Regions from separate parts of the Mus musculus genome. Here region 2 is linked to region 1. Evidence: chromatin loops called from intact Hi-C (ENCODE). Cell type or tissue: heart. All regions are shown on one strand.

Evidence for each region. A loop is a pair of places that touch in the nucleus more often than their neighbours do. Peaks named below come from ENCODE experiments on the same cell type or tissue, not always from the same donor. Only the 100,000 strongest peaks of a DNase experiment are listed, where the experiment ranks them.
Region 2: a loop joins it to region 1, with 2.5 times the contacts of the local background. A loop is called at or near these places in 5 of 42 quality-filtered maps.

What each region holds. Positions count from the first base shown.
Region 1 is chr2:130,522,572-130,530,571 of GRCm38, reverse strand. All of the region lies in intron 6 of Ptpra (protein tyrosine phosphatase, receptor type, A), which reads right to left. Among named protein-coding and RNA genes, the nearest start is that of 4930473A02Rik, 37 kb to the left of the region's middle. In heart, a CTCF peak has its summit at 1,912 (motif pointing right); a DNase peak (open chromatin) is centred at 4,901; H3K27ac peaks cover 411 bases.
Region 2 is chr2:130,429,298-130,437,297 of GRCm38, reverse strand. All of the region lies in intron 1 of Vps16 (VSP16 CORVET/HOPS core subunit), which reads right to left. Among named protein-coding and RNA genes, the nearest start is that of Vps16, 9.0 kb to the right of the region's middle. In heart, a CTCF peak has its summit at 3,881 (motif pointing right); no DNase peak of the experiment used is centred here.

The DNA.
Region 1 (8,000 bases):
ATCAAATGGTTTCTTTCATAACAGTTGCCTTGGCCATGCTGTCTCTTCGCAGCCACAGAACTGTGATTAAGACAGATGACAACATGAGCAAGCGGATGCACCTGAGCTATTATTCTGGAGCTACGTTTGGAGATAGACGGAAGTGAAGGAGAGCCCCCAGGTTTCCGACTCTGGAAATAGGAATGACTAAAAGAAGGAGATAGCAGCTTTGGGGAAGTTGATTTTGTCGGATGATTAAGGCTCCTTCCTGGGCCTGGCATGACAATGTATACATGATACTGTACATCTAAAGGTAAGGGCCATCAGCCTCACAGTCCTCACTCCTTACTGACTCAGGAGATTTCACTTTAAACCCTGCAGATCCTGCAATGTTATTTCACCAAGACAACCAATCTGAGACTCTGCGGCCGGCACACGAGGATAGGAAAGTTTCCGGCTTTTCTTTTCTTTGTGCCAACTCTTGCATACAGAACTGAGAACACCGCTAACCCTGGAATTCCCCACTCCACTGACACTGCATCGTCTTTGGTCTAAGCTGGGTTTCCATGCTGGCACAGGACAGGTGAAATTCCTAAGAGTCCTACAATTTCTTTTTTTAAAATGATGTCGAGCAGAGAAAGGTAGAATGAGACTACTGTACTAGCCACTGCTGGCCTTGACCTTGTTATGGAACTGAAAATGACCTTGACTTTATGGCCCTCCTGCCTCCACTTCCAGAACGCTGATATTAAAGGAATGTGTCACCATGCTCCATTTTATGTGGGGTCAGGGATCGAACCCAGGGCTCTGTATGCAAAGCAAGCTGTCCCAACTGGGTACAGGCCTAGCCCCACAGAACACAACCTTTAACATAGAAGGGTAAGGAATGAGAGACTGCTGCCTCACAGTACTATCAGGACCCCCAGGGAAGGGACAGGAGAAAAGACAGAGCTTGTTCTGCCTATGTCAGGACAACAGAGCAGGCCTTACACTACTTTCATTTCTGCTCTGAGAAACAGCTTGCCTAACTCCTGGTAGAAGCTGTAGAACTGAGTGACTGGATGACATCAACTTCTCTAGAAAACACGAGGTAGCATCAAAGACCATTTCATTTCTTAGTCAAACTGTAACTGAACCAAGGTTATATGCTTCAACATTTTTTTTTAACGGTACACCTACCATCCACTTTAACTTACAAGTTCATTCTGGATTCTTTTTCTCCTTCTGTTCCCCTCTGTCCTTTCACAGGTAACCTTGGAGCTCATTGCTGTCTTGTTATGCTGTGTATCTCATCTACTGCATCCTTATTACTGCTCAGTGGATCTTGTGATGGAAATGGAAGCATACCAAGTGCTAATGTGCTCTTCTTTTGGATCAACATTATGCTCATGTGCTGCATAGTTTTGTATCAACTTGACATATGTCATCTAAGAGGCGGGAAATCTCAAGTAAGAAAATGCCTCAGGAGTGGGCTGTGGGCAAGCCTGTATGGCATTTTCTTAATTAGTGATTGATGGGGGAGAGCCCAGCCCATTGTGGGTGGTGCCATCCCTGGGCAGGTGGTTCTGGGTTCTATAAGAAAGCAGGCTGAGCAAGCCATGAGGAACAAGCCATTAAGCAGTATCCCTCCATGGCCTCTGCATCAGCGCCTGCCTTCAAGTTCCTGTTCCCTCAATGATGGACGACTGTCAACGGGAAGAGTAAACTGAAATAAACTCTTTCTTCACTGTTTTATCTCAGCAATAGAAACCCTAAGACATGTTCTGAAATCATTCAAACTGTTGTTTGTAACTGTCATTTGTTCTTTTTAACAAATGAGAGGTACAGTTTTGGTCTGGTCTTTTTAAACAACATTTACTTGAGTTTTAGTTACATACAGGTATATCTGTGTAAGTGTGCGGTGCTTGTGTGTCCCCAAAGAAGCCAGAAGATGGCACCGGGTCCCAGGCAGCTGGAGTTAGAGGCGGCTGTGTGCTTCTGACTTAAGTGCTAGGAAAGGAACTCGGATTCTCTGCAAGAGCAGGCAATGCTATTAAATGCTGAGCCATTTCTCCAGCCCACACTTGATCTCTTAACCACCGAGTCACAGGCTCGGAACTGACTTTCAGTGTAACTGTGACTGTTTACACTACCACTGTGACAGAATAGGTTCCACTGGAACCTTCATCCACACTTGCTACTGTTATGCTTTAAGTACATTGAATATATAAAATATACTGACATTTCTATGTTACCAATAGGGTCATCATCTTTCCAGCTTACCGGTTCGAAGGGTTTCCTCCTCTGTGCAGTGCCTCATTTAGCATTTTCTCCACTGTTTTACTTTTCCGTTATTTCTGTATGTATTCTGGATACTAACTGACCACAGTTACCTGTGCTCCTTTATTTTCTTTTATGGTCTCTACTTATCAACAATATTTTTGTGTTGCATGCAGTCAAATTCATCAATCTTTCACTTTACCAACATTTTCAGGTATAAGAAATTAATCTGGACCCCTGAGATTTTTCAAACACTGGACCACCAAACAGACAGCATACACCACCTGATATGAGGCCCCCAACACACATACAGTAGAGGACTTCCGGGTTTTTATTCATTCAGAGATGATGCACCTAACCCTCAAGAGACTGGAGGCCCCAAGGAGTTTAGAGATCAGGTGGGGACATCTATGGGGAGTCAGGTGTGGGATGTAGAGCTGTTGGAGGGTGGATGGGGGTGGGGGTGGAAAATGGAATATGGAGTATAAAATATAAATTAATAATAAAATAAAATAAAATAAAAATTGAAAAAAAAAAAAAAAGAAATCGTTTCCTGCTGGGCGGTGGTGGCACATGGCTTTGCCCGAATCCTTGGGAGGCAGAGGCAGGTGGATCTCAGTTCTAAGCCAGCCTGGTCTACAAAGGGCTACACAGAGAAACCCTGCTGGGGGTGGGGACGGGGACAAGAAATCCTTTCTTGTGGTGATGTCACAGGTGTGTTTTCCATTATTATTTTCATGGTTTACAATCTTGACCTTTAAACTTCAGTATGTGTGTCAAATGGAACCGGTACTTCCATTTTATACAAGGCAGATGGTGCACTTCACTTACTCTCATAGGTCTGCCCAGTGTTCTAGTACTATATATTGTAAAGGCCATTCCTTCCCCAACCAAAAGGGAACAGCATTTCTATGATAAATCTGTTTCCATTTATACAGGGGTCTGTCTGCACTAGTCCGTCTGTCTGCCCTACTGACAACATCAAACTGGTGTAATAAGGACTCATCGTGTCTGCTAAGGCAGCTCCCCTCACCTTGTTCTTCTTCTTTGGGATTGTCTTGGCTAGTCTTGACTCTTTTCTCCTCCATAAAAATTTTAGAATCAGCTTGGCAAGTTCCACAAAAACACCTGTTGGGATTTTTATTGGAATTGCATTGAATCTGGGTGTCAGTCTGAGGACAGCTGGCATCTTCTCACGCGCTGAACTTCCTAACCAGAGATTTTATTTCTTCACTAGTTTAAGCTGTTTTCCTTTAATGTATGCAAACATTTTTTATAATTTTCTCTAAAGATTTTGCAAATATTTTGTTAAATCGATTCTTAAGTACTTTATAGCTTGGATACTAAAATAAGAGATATATTTTAAAAGTACTTTTTATGGCCTACATACAAAAATTAGTTTTTATGCTGCTTTTCTATCTGATCATTTATCTCCAGAGACTGCACTTTTCTGAAGGAATATTTGTAGAAGTCACTTATTTTATCTCTGACTTTACAGTCCTTTCTTGTCTTGCTTCCCTGTTCTCCAGGGATCACCAGAACTTGCTGGATCTCAGGTCCCTGCTACTGCTGAGTTTCTTTCGTGCACTCTCGCCTCACAGCCACCAGAGTTCTATGTAAAAGAACACAACAACCAGACACACTCAATAATGTAAACCAGGTCAGCTGGTGCCTTTCCTATGTCTCTTCCAGAGTGCAGTCGTGGTGAGTACCCAAAGCCCTTGTCACGATTCTTGCTAATTTCCATGGGGTCTTAGCTCATCGAGGTGACTCAAATGTCTGTCCAGTTCCATTACGTGCCACACGTGTCTTCTCTACTGGCATTCTAAAAATTAACCTGCCACTAAAAGTAGGGGACCCCAGGGGAAGGCCACATGCAGGACCTGATAATCTCACTGGTTTTGCCTCTTTCCTCTCTTCTCTGTCTTCTTCTTGGGAACAAAATCTTTTCTTTTTCTTTTTCAATTTTCTTCTTTACACCTTGAGCATTTTAGGAAACTGAGGAAGTGGATTTGTAATGTGTGAACAAATTCAGCGCTTCTTCCTAAGACAAATGCCGGTGAGTGAGAAAGTTCCAGTTTGTAACTAAGATGAAAGATACAGCCTCGAGCTTCCAATCAGCAGGGAGTTGCAGAAATGCTGTACAGCCTTTCTCCAGCCTGTCAGACAGATGCCAAGTCCTATGCCACTGTTTCTTTCCAGAACACCGTATCTGGTGATACACCTTTCACAGTGACCTGACCAGACACGTGCTGGTCAGAATTCAAAGGCAACTCCTTCCTCCCAAGTGCAGTAGTGCACCCACCCAAGCATCATCACAGCCAATTAGCTTTATTCCTCAGATTAAACTCACTACCACCTACGAAGAAGAAGGAGGAGGAAGAGGAGGACGAGGAGGAGGAGAAGGAGGAGGAGGAGGAGGAGGAAGAGGAGGAGGAAGAGGAGGAGGAGCAGTAGGAGCAGCAGCAGCAGGCAGATTTCTGAGTTCGAGGCCAGCCTGGTCTACAAAGTGAGTTCCAGGACAGCCAGGGCTACACAGAGAAACCCTGTCTCGAAAAACCAAAAAAAAAAAAAAAAAAAAAAACAACAACAACAAAAATGCTTATTAAGGAAGTCCAGTGACACAGCAGAAAGCAGTTCCCATTGGCCCTTCCTATCACCAAGGCAGGGTCTGTTCTGCCTGAGGCTGTACTCATCCTGCATGCGTGCGTCAGTGTCAGATGACAGTTTCATGTCCTGTCATTCTCCAGGAGCTTGTTTTTTTTTTTCTTTTTTTTTTTTTAAATATAAGTACACTGTAGCTGTCTTCAGACACACCAGAAGAGGACATCAGTTGTGAGCCACCATGTGGTTGCTGGGATTTGAACTCAGGACCTCTGGAAGAGCAGTCAGTGCCCTTAACCGATGAGCCATCTCTCCAGCCCCCAGGAACTGGTCAGAAAGTCCCAGAGGTCTACCCATCTCCTAGGCCTTTTAATACTGGTTCTGGGGATGGAACTTAGGTCCTCAAACGTTTTACTGACTGAGCCTTCTTCCCAGCCTGACTTCCTGCTTTTCAGTTCAGGACGATAACGACGTCTTGTCCAAGTCTCTAGTGGGATCTTGCTGTATGTCCCTAGCATAGTCTTTGCTGTATGACACACACTGGTGAGGAAGACACTAGAGCCTCTGAATGAATGGGGAGTGGGAGGCAGCTAGCTCCATCACTTCAGGACTACGAGACTAGCCTGTTAGGGAAAGTGCCACTTCTCAGCTGACAGCTAAGCTTGGGTCATCCCTTTAATTACAGTGAGGCCAGGCACCCGATTCTGACAAACCCTGGCCAAGCACAGCGACATTCATATTCCATGACCCTATCTTAAGAATTTGCACCACATTTCTTGTGGTAACTCACACTGGCAAAGGAAAACAAAAAAAAATTAGGATTTACTAGTCTCTGGCCTTGAGCTAACTAATTTCAAAATATCACTATGACATATTACTTTCAGTGGAGCACTTAAAGGCCAGGTAAGGAAGGGGGTCTGGCCTGAACTGGGTTATATTAGGGGCACCTATTACAGCAGAATACCCACAGGTATATGAATTCCCTACCTACTGGATAAAGACTGTTATAGGAAAAGCAAGTGTAAGCTCTAGGAGCACTGACCTACCTACCAAAGGCTCCGTCTCCACATAAGCAGAGCTCTTCAGCGGTACAGAAAACGTGAAAACTTGTAGGGCATCCAGCTACAGTGATACTCAGAGACAAGCTCTGTGTACAGTATGGACGGAACACCAATTAAAGCTCACTGGCCTGTAGCCGAGACAGGAAACAGAAGGTGGGATATTCTGATAGGAAGAAAGGATTCTGGGATAGAGGACTCGCAGGAGGATGGGGCACCTTGAACAGGAAGGAGGACAGGCATGGAACCGGAACACAGGTAACCTGCCACGTGGCAGAACTTAGATTAGAATAAATGGGATTCATGAGATGGTCAGGGAGTAGCCAAAACTTATGGCCTAGGAGTTTGTAAGTACAATTTGAGTCTCAGGGTCGTTATTCAGGGAGCTTGGGGCTGGGAGAAAAAGCTTGGATTTTACAGATGCATGCTAAGTCTCAGCGACTAAGATAGAAGAATGTTGTGAAACTCAAGAGTTTGAGGACAGTCTGGGAAACATGACCTTGGAGGGAAGGGAAAAGGAAGGGATAAAGAGAAAGAATACCAAACAGGCTAACACAGAGGACGCATGGTCTTTTTTAAACAAGGTATGGTGGAAGCCGAGGCAGGAAGATCTGCAGTTCCTGGCATGTCTGGGCTATATAGTAAATTTCAGGACAGCCTCGGCTATATAGTAAGCAAGTGAGTCAAATCAACACTGGCTTTTGGTAAACCGAGTCAGTTATCAACTGGAGCTGCAGACTGAATAGCTGGCTTTCCCAACAGCCTTCTTCCTGATGTAGAACCGCCATCTGAATCTAGGTTAATGGGACAAGTATATGCTTTTTTAAAAGTTGCACATGTTATTTGGAACTGTTTCCCATTTTCTTTTTTTTAAATTGGTTATTTTATTTATTTACATTTCAAATGTTGTCCCCATCCCTTCCCCCTCTCCTTTGCCTCTATGAAGGTGCTCCTCCACCCAGCTACCCACTCCTGCTTCACCCCTTTACCATCCCCCTATGCTGGGGCATCGAGCCTCCACAGGACCAAGTGCCTCTCCTTCCATAAATGCCACATAAGGCAATCCTCTGCTACATATATAGTTGGAGTCATGGATCCCTTCATGTGTACTCTTTGGTTGGTGGTCTATTCCCTGGGAGCTCTGGGGAGTTTGGTTAGTTGATATTGTTCTTCCTATGGGGTTGCAATCCCCTTCAGATCCTTCATTCCTTCACTTAACTCTTCTATTGGGGTCTCCAGGGTCAGTCCAATGGTTGGCTGTGAGCATCTGCACCTGTATTAGTCAGGTGCTGGCAGAGCCTCTCAGGAGACAGCTATACCAGGCTGTTTCCATTTTCATGAAAAGAACTGCCTCAGTGATAAATAACCCTCATCCATCTAGCTGTGGCCAAGTTTACCAGTATTTGGTCTCGTAGTTTCATAGGACATTAACCTGACCATCATGCTAATGATGCCAAGCTAATAGGACTTCAAGAGCAGGAGTTTATGTATCTTAGATATGTATGCTGGACATAAAAGCAGAATAGAACAAAGCAAACCCCAGGGTTGTCTTGTGACTTGAGCCTCGTTTTCCCAGGTCACAGTTGCAGGCCTGCCAGGCTCCTCCCTCTAACATAAAGGATGAGCTCCTTACCCCATCATTCTCCCCTGGCTACTTTGAATCCTGGAGAAAGGCCATGACACATGCTGGGTATCTTTCTTATCTACGTACTGAATGGTCAGAAAAGAACTGAGCTATGCCGAGGCAAACAGCCTAGCGGGTCCTGTGGGACCCTAAGCTCATAAAGGAGGTCTTATCTGCAGGATCACTCTCCTAGTTTAGAACTGAGCCCTAGAACAATTTACTTGATACAAAGAAGCTTCACATCATAAGTTAGTTTTGTGATCTGTGAATTACAAATTTGGATATGCCCGGTAGACATAGACCATAGCTAGAAGCAATGTGTACAAATGACCTGCCACATGCTACAGCTCCTCCTCTCAGAAGACATCTATGACTTCTAGTTGATGTCAACAGTTGACTAAGAGGGAAAACTCCAATCTGGTATATATGACTCTGTGTGTTATGCTGGCCCACACTGGACAGAAGTAGACTGTGGT
Region 2 (8,000 bases), 93 kb after region 1:
TGCCTGGAACCAGTAGGAAAGCGAGACCTTCAGAGGTCCACCTATTGAATAGGAGGCCTCTTTTATTTCTGGTTCCAATGATGAATTAGATAATGCTCTTTCTGCCTAAGGGTCAAGCTAGAGTTCTAGGTGAAGCTAGTTTTAGAAGCACCAAATTCAGTGTCTGAAAGATGATACCCAAAATGAGCTTTTCCAAGAGATACTGCTGGGGGGAGTCCTGGTGATGGCATTCTGTGACTCCTAGCTTGCAGGAAGTGACAAAACCACAAGCAAGCTGAGAAGCCTTCAGCTCTAGGTGTGTGCATGCTGTAGCCCTAGTATGTGCATGAATACATACTGCAACCCTAGTGTGTGCGTGAATACATACTGCAACCTTAGGTGTGTGCATGAATGCATGCTGCCTGGAATGGGCTTAAGTTTATCATGCTATCACTGTTTGCTTGGAAGAGCAGGGAAGGGGCAGAGAAAAGTGGATGTTATTCTGGAACATCAAAAGAAAATGCAAGTAAAGAGAAAATTTTTGTTTATCTCAGGGGTCTTCTAATTAACCATCAGAAACATGCCTACCATTGCACTTGACACCCCTCTGAGGGCTCTAGTCAAAATAATTTAAGGAAACTATTCTAGAGAAAGAACAAAGCTATTACTAGATGGTTGTACACCCATCATCTTAAAATCTGAAGTGTTCTGTGTGATGTCTATTCTTGGTTGTCAACTTGACTACATGCAGAATTAACTAAAACCCAAATGCCTGGCATACCTAGGAGGAATGCTCTTAATTAGATTATTTGAAGAGGGGGGGGGTCCACCTTTCATCTGGACCACACCTTCTGCTGGAAGCCTATATAAAGCATGTGGAAGACCGAAGCTTTCTCTCTTTGCCTGCTTGTTCTTGCTCTCACTAGTAAGTCCATTCCTTCATTGGTGCTAGAGCCTACATCTTCTGGATTACAGCATCTACTGAAGACCAGCTGAGACAGCCTGGTGGACTGAGCAACTACTGGATTCCTAGACCTTTCATTTATAGGCAGCTATTATTAGATTATCTGGAGCCTGTAAGCCATTCTGATAAATCTCATGAATACATTTATATATTTTAATGTATGATATTAAAATAAATATTATAATATAGTATTAAATAATATACTTATATATTATATATTTATCTACCCATCCACCTATCTATATATGTACCTATCTATCTATATCTATCCACATCTATCTAGCTACACATGTATGTGTACACACACACAAATACATATATTTATTCTATAAATTCTGTTCTGCTAGAGAACCCTGAGTAAAAGAAATGTAAATTTTCCTTTTTTTTTTTTTTAAGATTTCTTTATTTATTATAAGTAAGTACATTGTAGCTATCTTCAGACACACCAGAAGAGGACGTCAGATCTCATTATGGATGGTTGTGAGCCACCATGTGGTTGCTGGGATTTGAACTCCGGACCTTTGGAAGAGTCATCTCTCCAACCCTGAAGTGTGAATTTTCTTGAGTGTTGTTTCAGATTTGAATTACAGATTAGATGATAAATTTGCTAAGTCTACACAAATAGTCTAAATTACAAAGAACCCTGAAATATCAAATACTTATCTCAATTTAAGGTGTTTTTTGTTTTTGTTTTTTGCTGAGGGAAACTCAGCAAAGCAGTTTACAAGACAATAAACAAACATCAGTCCATGTTTGTACAGCAAGACATTTCCATTCCCAGTGAGACTCATATAGAATGGGGGGGGGAGTTGGGAGAGGAGGGGGAAGGAGAAAAATAAATCAAGCGTGAAGATGATCAGGCAAGCACTTTCAACCTGGTTTTTTTTTTTTTTTTTTTTTTTTTGAGATAGGCTCTTACTGGCTGCCCTGATTCTTGCTACATACCCCAGGCTAGCCTATAATTCATAGCTATTTGCTTAATTTGCCAAGTGCTGGGATAAAAGAATATACTTATTACACCTGGTTTATAAATTTTAACTTTTAAAGGATTCTGGTAATACCAGGTATAGCAGCACATGCCTTTAACCCCAGAACTTAGGGGCAGAGGCAGGAGGATATCTGTTTGAGGCCAGCGTGGACTACACAGCATGTTCCAGACCAGCCAGGGTACACAGATCTTGTCTTAAGCAAAATAAATTTTTAATATTTAAAAATTAACAACATTCTAGTTATGATAACAACAAAGCCTTAAAGATACTTAAAAATCATGAGAATTGGGGCTAAAGAGATGGTTCAGCGAGTCCAGAGGTCCTGAGTTCAATTCCCAGCAAAAACATGGTGGCTCACAACTATCTGTAATGGGATCCAATCCCCTCTTCAGGTATGTCTGAAGACAGCTATATTGTACATGTACATAAAATAAACAAACATCTTTTTTAAAAATCATGAAAAAAGTAATAAAATCATACCAAATTGCCCTCAAGAATACAAAAGACATGGATAAATATTCTAAGATGACCCACAAATGTACAATAATTCTGATAAAATACTTCCCGATGATTTCTTTATAGATATGCAAGCACTGAGTCTAAAGTTCATGGTTGGAAAAGGGATTCTGGGAAACAGAAAATAACGGAGGTATTTAAGATGATTAAAAAACATAAGAAAACACACACACACATTCATACATACATGCATGCATATGCTATGTATATAAAACATGCCATGTAAACTAAAGTTAATTTAAACTACTGTTTTGAGATAGGAATGAGAAAACAGGTGAGGGGCTGGAAGGACAGCTCATACTACTCATGCAGAGTCCGCGAATTCCATCCAACCCCATCCCATGCGGCTCGCCAGCATCTGGAGTTCTAGCTCCAAGTGGCCTTACTTCCTCTTCTGCGCTAAGGGCACCTGCACTTACACATGCACACAGCCCACCCCTCCCCTTTAGAAATACACTTTTAAAAAGTTAGGTACAGTGGTGTAACTTTTAATCACAGGACTGAGACTTCAAGGTCAGCCTGGTCTACATAGGGTCAGAGTTACACAGTAAGACCCTGTCTCAAAAACAAAAACCTAAACAACACCCCCCAAAACAAACAAACAAACAAACAAACCTCAACAAATCAATGAAAGAGAGCAGTGTCCAGAAAAGATCTGGGAACTGAGCATACTATAAAGATGGTGTTTCAAGTTGGCACAAAATATCCTGGATAATGGTATTATAGACCTACACTGCCATGCCTGCTTCACGCAGTACTGAGGATTGAGACCAGGACTTCATGCATTTTGGACAAGCACTCTAATAACTGAGCTAATTCCCTGGCCTGGTCCAGCTGTTCTTTCTTTAAAACTGTTTTGACTGAGTATCAGTTGTACGTGCATGTTGTGTACCCACGTGGAAGCCACAGAAAACTCTCAGGAGTTGGATGCTTCCCCATCACGTGGGTCCTGGGAATAGAACTCAGTTCATCAGACTTGATAGCAAGTGCCTTACCCTACCACCTTACACAGATATACATGTAGGCAAAACACCCATGCACATAAAAATATATCAATCTTTTCTTTAAAACATTAAAACTTTGGAGTTTGGGGACTTTGCTTCTAGACAGGGTCTTACTCTGTAGCTAAGGCTGGCCTAAAACTCACTAACCAGCCCAGGCTGCCCTCAAACTCAAGTTGATCCTCCTGCTTCTGTCTCCTCCATGCTATGTCACATAGTGGATTCAAGATTTTAAAATACATATACATTTGCTATTTTGTTACTAAATTCACGGAATGAAAATATTGGAAAACATATTTTCACATAGACCTAGCATGCTGGTTATAAAGTGATGGCCATTCATCCAGTCCTCAATGTACTCACAAGCTGTACATTAACAACCATTACTCCCTCAAGCCTTTCTTTCAGTAAGCCCAATATGAAGTTTCCTCAGTAGAGGGCGCTGAAACACTAGACCAGCACGCAGGACAAGAACTTGAGTGCCTTCTGGTTCGGCCAGCCATGGGGTCTAAGGATACCTGGTGGGGGCACTCAGCTGCCATCATGTGCACACTCCTGGGAAACACTGCCTAGGCCCTGATCACCTTCTCAGGGTTCTCTGCAGACACTGCACTCCAAGTTCTCTGCTCACATCAGACCACCCATTTGTCTGTACACCTATATGTCTGGCTATATATACCCTCTGTATACAAGTACGTTTGAAATAACTCCTTTTACTTGCTCTACATCCAGCCTTTGGGTGTGGCTTGCCTTATGGATGCTGTGTTTCAGGTCTCCCACCCCTCCTCACACCTCCATTCTTGTGTGTTCCCATCATTCGTGGACTGCTAACTAAATCATGACCATAGAAGCAGAGAGCTTCTATGACAGGTCTAAGATAATTGTCTGAAGCTACACAGTTGCTATTGCTAAAAATCAACACAATTTTAATTTTGTGAGTTTTTTAATTACAACAGTTGAATATATCAGCATGCCATATCTCATGTGCCAGTTGGGGTACTGATCAGGAAAGAATGGGACCCTGAAACCTAACTAGGGTATGTAGTTAGAGCCAGTCCAGATAAAACGGACAACTTTGGAGCCTCTCTTCCTGGTGAAAGTAGCTTGTCTGTCATCTCTCCTACCAACTACCCTCAACCTGAAAACCTTATCATAATCTCATCTGCAGTAGATGTGACAAAGGGCTCCCTGGTCCAAGTGCTGAATGTTTAAAACAAGTCTCCACTACGGCACCATTCTAAAGGGTCCAACCTGCAAGATGACAACACTGGGCTCTGAAGAGGCAGAGATTTGTTGTTGAGGAACAGATAACTATTCTTGATAGATTTACCTTTCTTGCCTATACTGCATTTGTGAGGACCCAGAATCTCTTGACGCACAGAATGCTTTATTCACCACTGCAGCATTCTGCAAAGCACTGCATCTCATCAAGGGGCCCTTATCACAACACAGTGTTAAGTCAGCTCTGGGCCACAGAACCGAATGGTCTTGCCATATATTCCAACACCCATAAGAAGCAACAGAATGTGTCAGACATACACAGCTGTGATAAATACATAAAACAGTGTCAATGAGGAAAGATTTGCTTTGGCTTACAGAATCCATGGTGGTCTGAGTGAGAACGGTTCCTACAGATTTATAGGATTTAAAAGTGTGGTCCAGGGTTAGTGGGACTGTTTGGAGGAAGATTAGGAAGAGTGGTATTTTAGAGATGTGTCACTGGCTTTGAGGTTTCAAAAGCCCACATCAGGCCTATTCTTGCTCGCTCTGCCTGTAATTTGTAGAGTATACTCATAGCTACTGCCCCAGCACCATGCCTGCCTGCTTGCTGCCCTGCTTCCCTCCATGATGGTCATGGCCTCACCCTCTGAAACTGTAATAGAAAAGTATCCAAGGCAGTGTGAAAGGCTTCAGTGCAAGGTCAGACTCTGGGCATGAGACAGAGGAGAGCATCAGTGTCAAGAGCACGTGGTGTGGCCGCTCTGGAAAGCCAGGAAGCAGACAGACAGGAAAGGGCTGAATACAAGATACAGCTTCCTGGGCTGGAGCCATGGCTCAGTAGTTAAGAGCACCAACTGCTCTTCCAGAGGTCCTGAGTTCAGTTCCCAGAAACCACATGGTGGCTCACAACCATCTGAAACGGGATCAGATGCCCTCTTCTAGTGTGTCTGAAGAGAGCAATGGTGTACTCATACCTAAAATAAATAAATAAATAAATAAATCTTAAAAAAGAAAAAAAAGAAGATATATCTTTCTAATTACCTTAGAAGAATGGGGTCTGTCTTATGCTTTGAATCAGATCCTCCAGCCAGATCAAAAGTTGGAAGGGAGAGTGGCTCTTTATTAGTAGTAGTTTCTCATTCTGGAATCTGTTGGCTTGCAGAACTGAGTCTTCAGGGGCAAATGTTTCCATCAGGAGTTGCAACCATCGAGTTAAAGGGGGTTATTTTGCTTAAAGGGGAAACTACATTGGCAGGGACTGCCTAAAATCCTCTGTGGCATCTCTTTCTTGTTTTCATGCCCAATGATAAGAGTAAATGACAACCTTCAGAAACCAAATACCTCAGCCTGAGACGAGAAGGCTCAGTCACTCTCTGGGAGAAAACGGTCAGAGGATGTGCTAGCTCAGGGCAAGCACGGTTACAGCTGCAGCAGTTAAGCAGGCCAACCGTGACCTATGACTGACGTGTTACATGTACATGTACATATGGACACATTTGCCTTTCTCTTCCCCTCTTTCACATTTTTACTTTTGATGCTGGCATATGGTGTATAGAAGGCAGGGACAGGGAAATGCTTATACAAGGGAGTATTTCTTCAGTGAGTCAAGAAAGTAAGTTTGGTCAGGCAAAAATCTAGACCTTTCCATGCAATGAACTTTAGTTTTCTAGAAGGTACAAGGTGAAATTATGGGGGGAAGTTGAAAGAAGGCTTTAGTTTTCAGTATTTCTGAAGTATCTGAACTATTCACAACTGCTTCATCTTGTGATCTCTCGAACACTGAGCCTTTATGGTGAATATAGGATGACTCCACAAAACAAGGTCATAGGAATCCAGATAAAACTGGGAGCATGGGTTTGTAGTCGTGGCAACCTGCCCACTGCATAACATTTCACATTATCACTCTGCAGTCTTGGCACAGGTACAGAGATAGTTCTATATCAGCCAGGTGAACCCAGGACAAAGAATAAGGCTGTTAGAGAAAAGAGAAGAAAAAAAATGAAGTAAGTAGCCACAGCTTTCCTCCAAGCTAGACAGGGAGGAAACACTTCTACAGAAGAGGGCTCTACATGCTTGAGAGGGTTTCAAAACTGTTTGAAGTATGCAGTCAAGGCCTGAGACGACAATGACAACAAAATGTAAGAATGGAAAAAAAAAAAGAAAGAAATTCTGTAGCTATGCAAGTAAACTTCTGGGGAAGCACTGTCTACCACAGTGTGAGAGGAGCCCTGTGTGCAACAGGCCAAGGAAGCCCTGAGTGGTATATTTTGTCTAGCATTAGGGAACAATCCAACAATCTGTAGTCCCTAACGAGGGCCCACTATCATTCCCAAAATCCCTTGCTTGCAACTAACTCAAAACTAAATCCTTCTGGGTTGCAGTTTGTTTGTAAAATGGTGCAGCTGCTGCTGTGGAAGCCAGCATGGCAGCTCTAAAACTGTATACAGATTTCCAGACAATCCAGCAACTCTATTCCTGGATAAACAGTCAGAAGAACTGAAGCAGAAACAGAAGTCTGAAAGAGGGGTTTTGATGGTTCACTTCCCGAGAGTCCTCCCACATACTTGGCCAGCCCCTTTAAAGAGTATCTGTCCATCTGTGAATACAGGAGTGTTATTCTCCAGAGTCGGGGTGACTGCAGCATTGTTATGTCCAATGGTTTCCTGACACTGGAATCCAGGGTCCACTTACTGCTGCTGACAAGATTTCTGTTTCTGAGAACTGGGTAGAGAAAAGACAACTGTAGCTAGCCTTTATCATTGAGTGCATAGCCTGTCCTTATGAATTCTGCACCCTTAGGCTTTTCTGAGAGGCTGCCATCCGGTCTGCCCATCTGTATCTCATGCCATTGAAGGAGCAGATAAGGAAAATGTAGTGCCTAATACGGCAAATCTTTCAGTCTTAAAAAATGAAGAAAGTATGACACATGCTATAACATCAACCTTGGAGATAGTATATTAAGTTAAATATTTCAGTCACAAAAGACAAACAATAGATTTCATTTTCATGAATTATGAAGCATGATCAAATCCAGGGAAAGAGGGACACTTAACAAAGAGTTGCTATTTAATAGGTATAGAATTTTTTGATGAAAAGAATTTACATTGGCTATACAGCACAATAAATATACTCAACACTACTGAAGAGAAATTCAAAAATGGTTAAGCTGGGAAGGCAGCTCAGGTGGCAGAAGGCTAGTCCAGCATGCTGAAGTCCTGGGTTCCACCCCCAGTACTGGATAAACTAGGCATGATTATATCCCTAGCACTTGACAGGCAGAGGCAGGAAGACCAGAAGGTCATCCTGGGTGTACTGGCTAGTTTTGTGTCA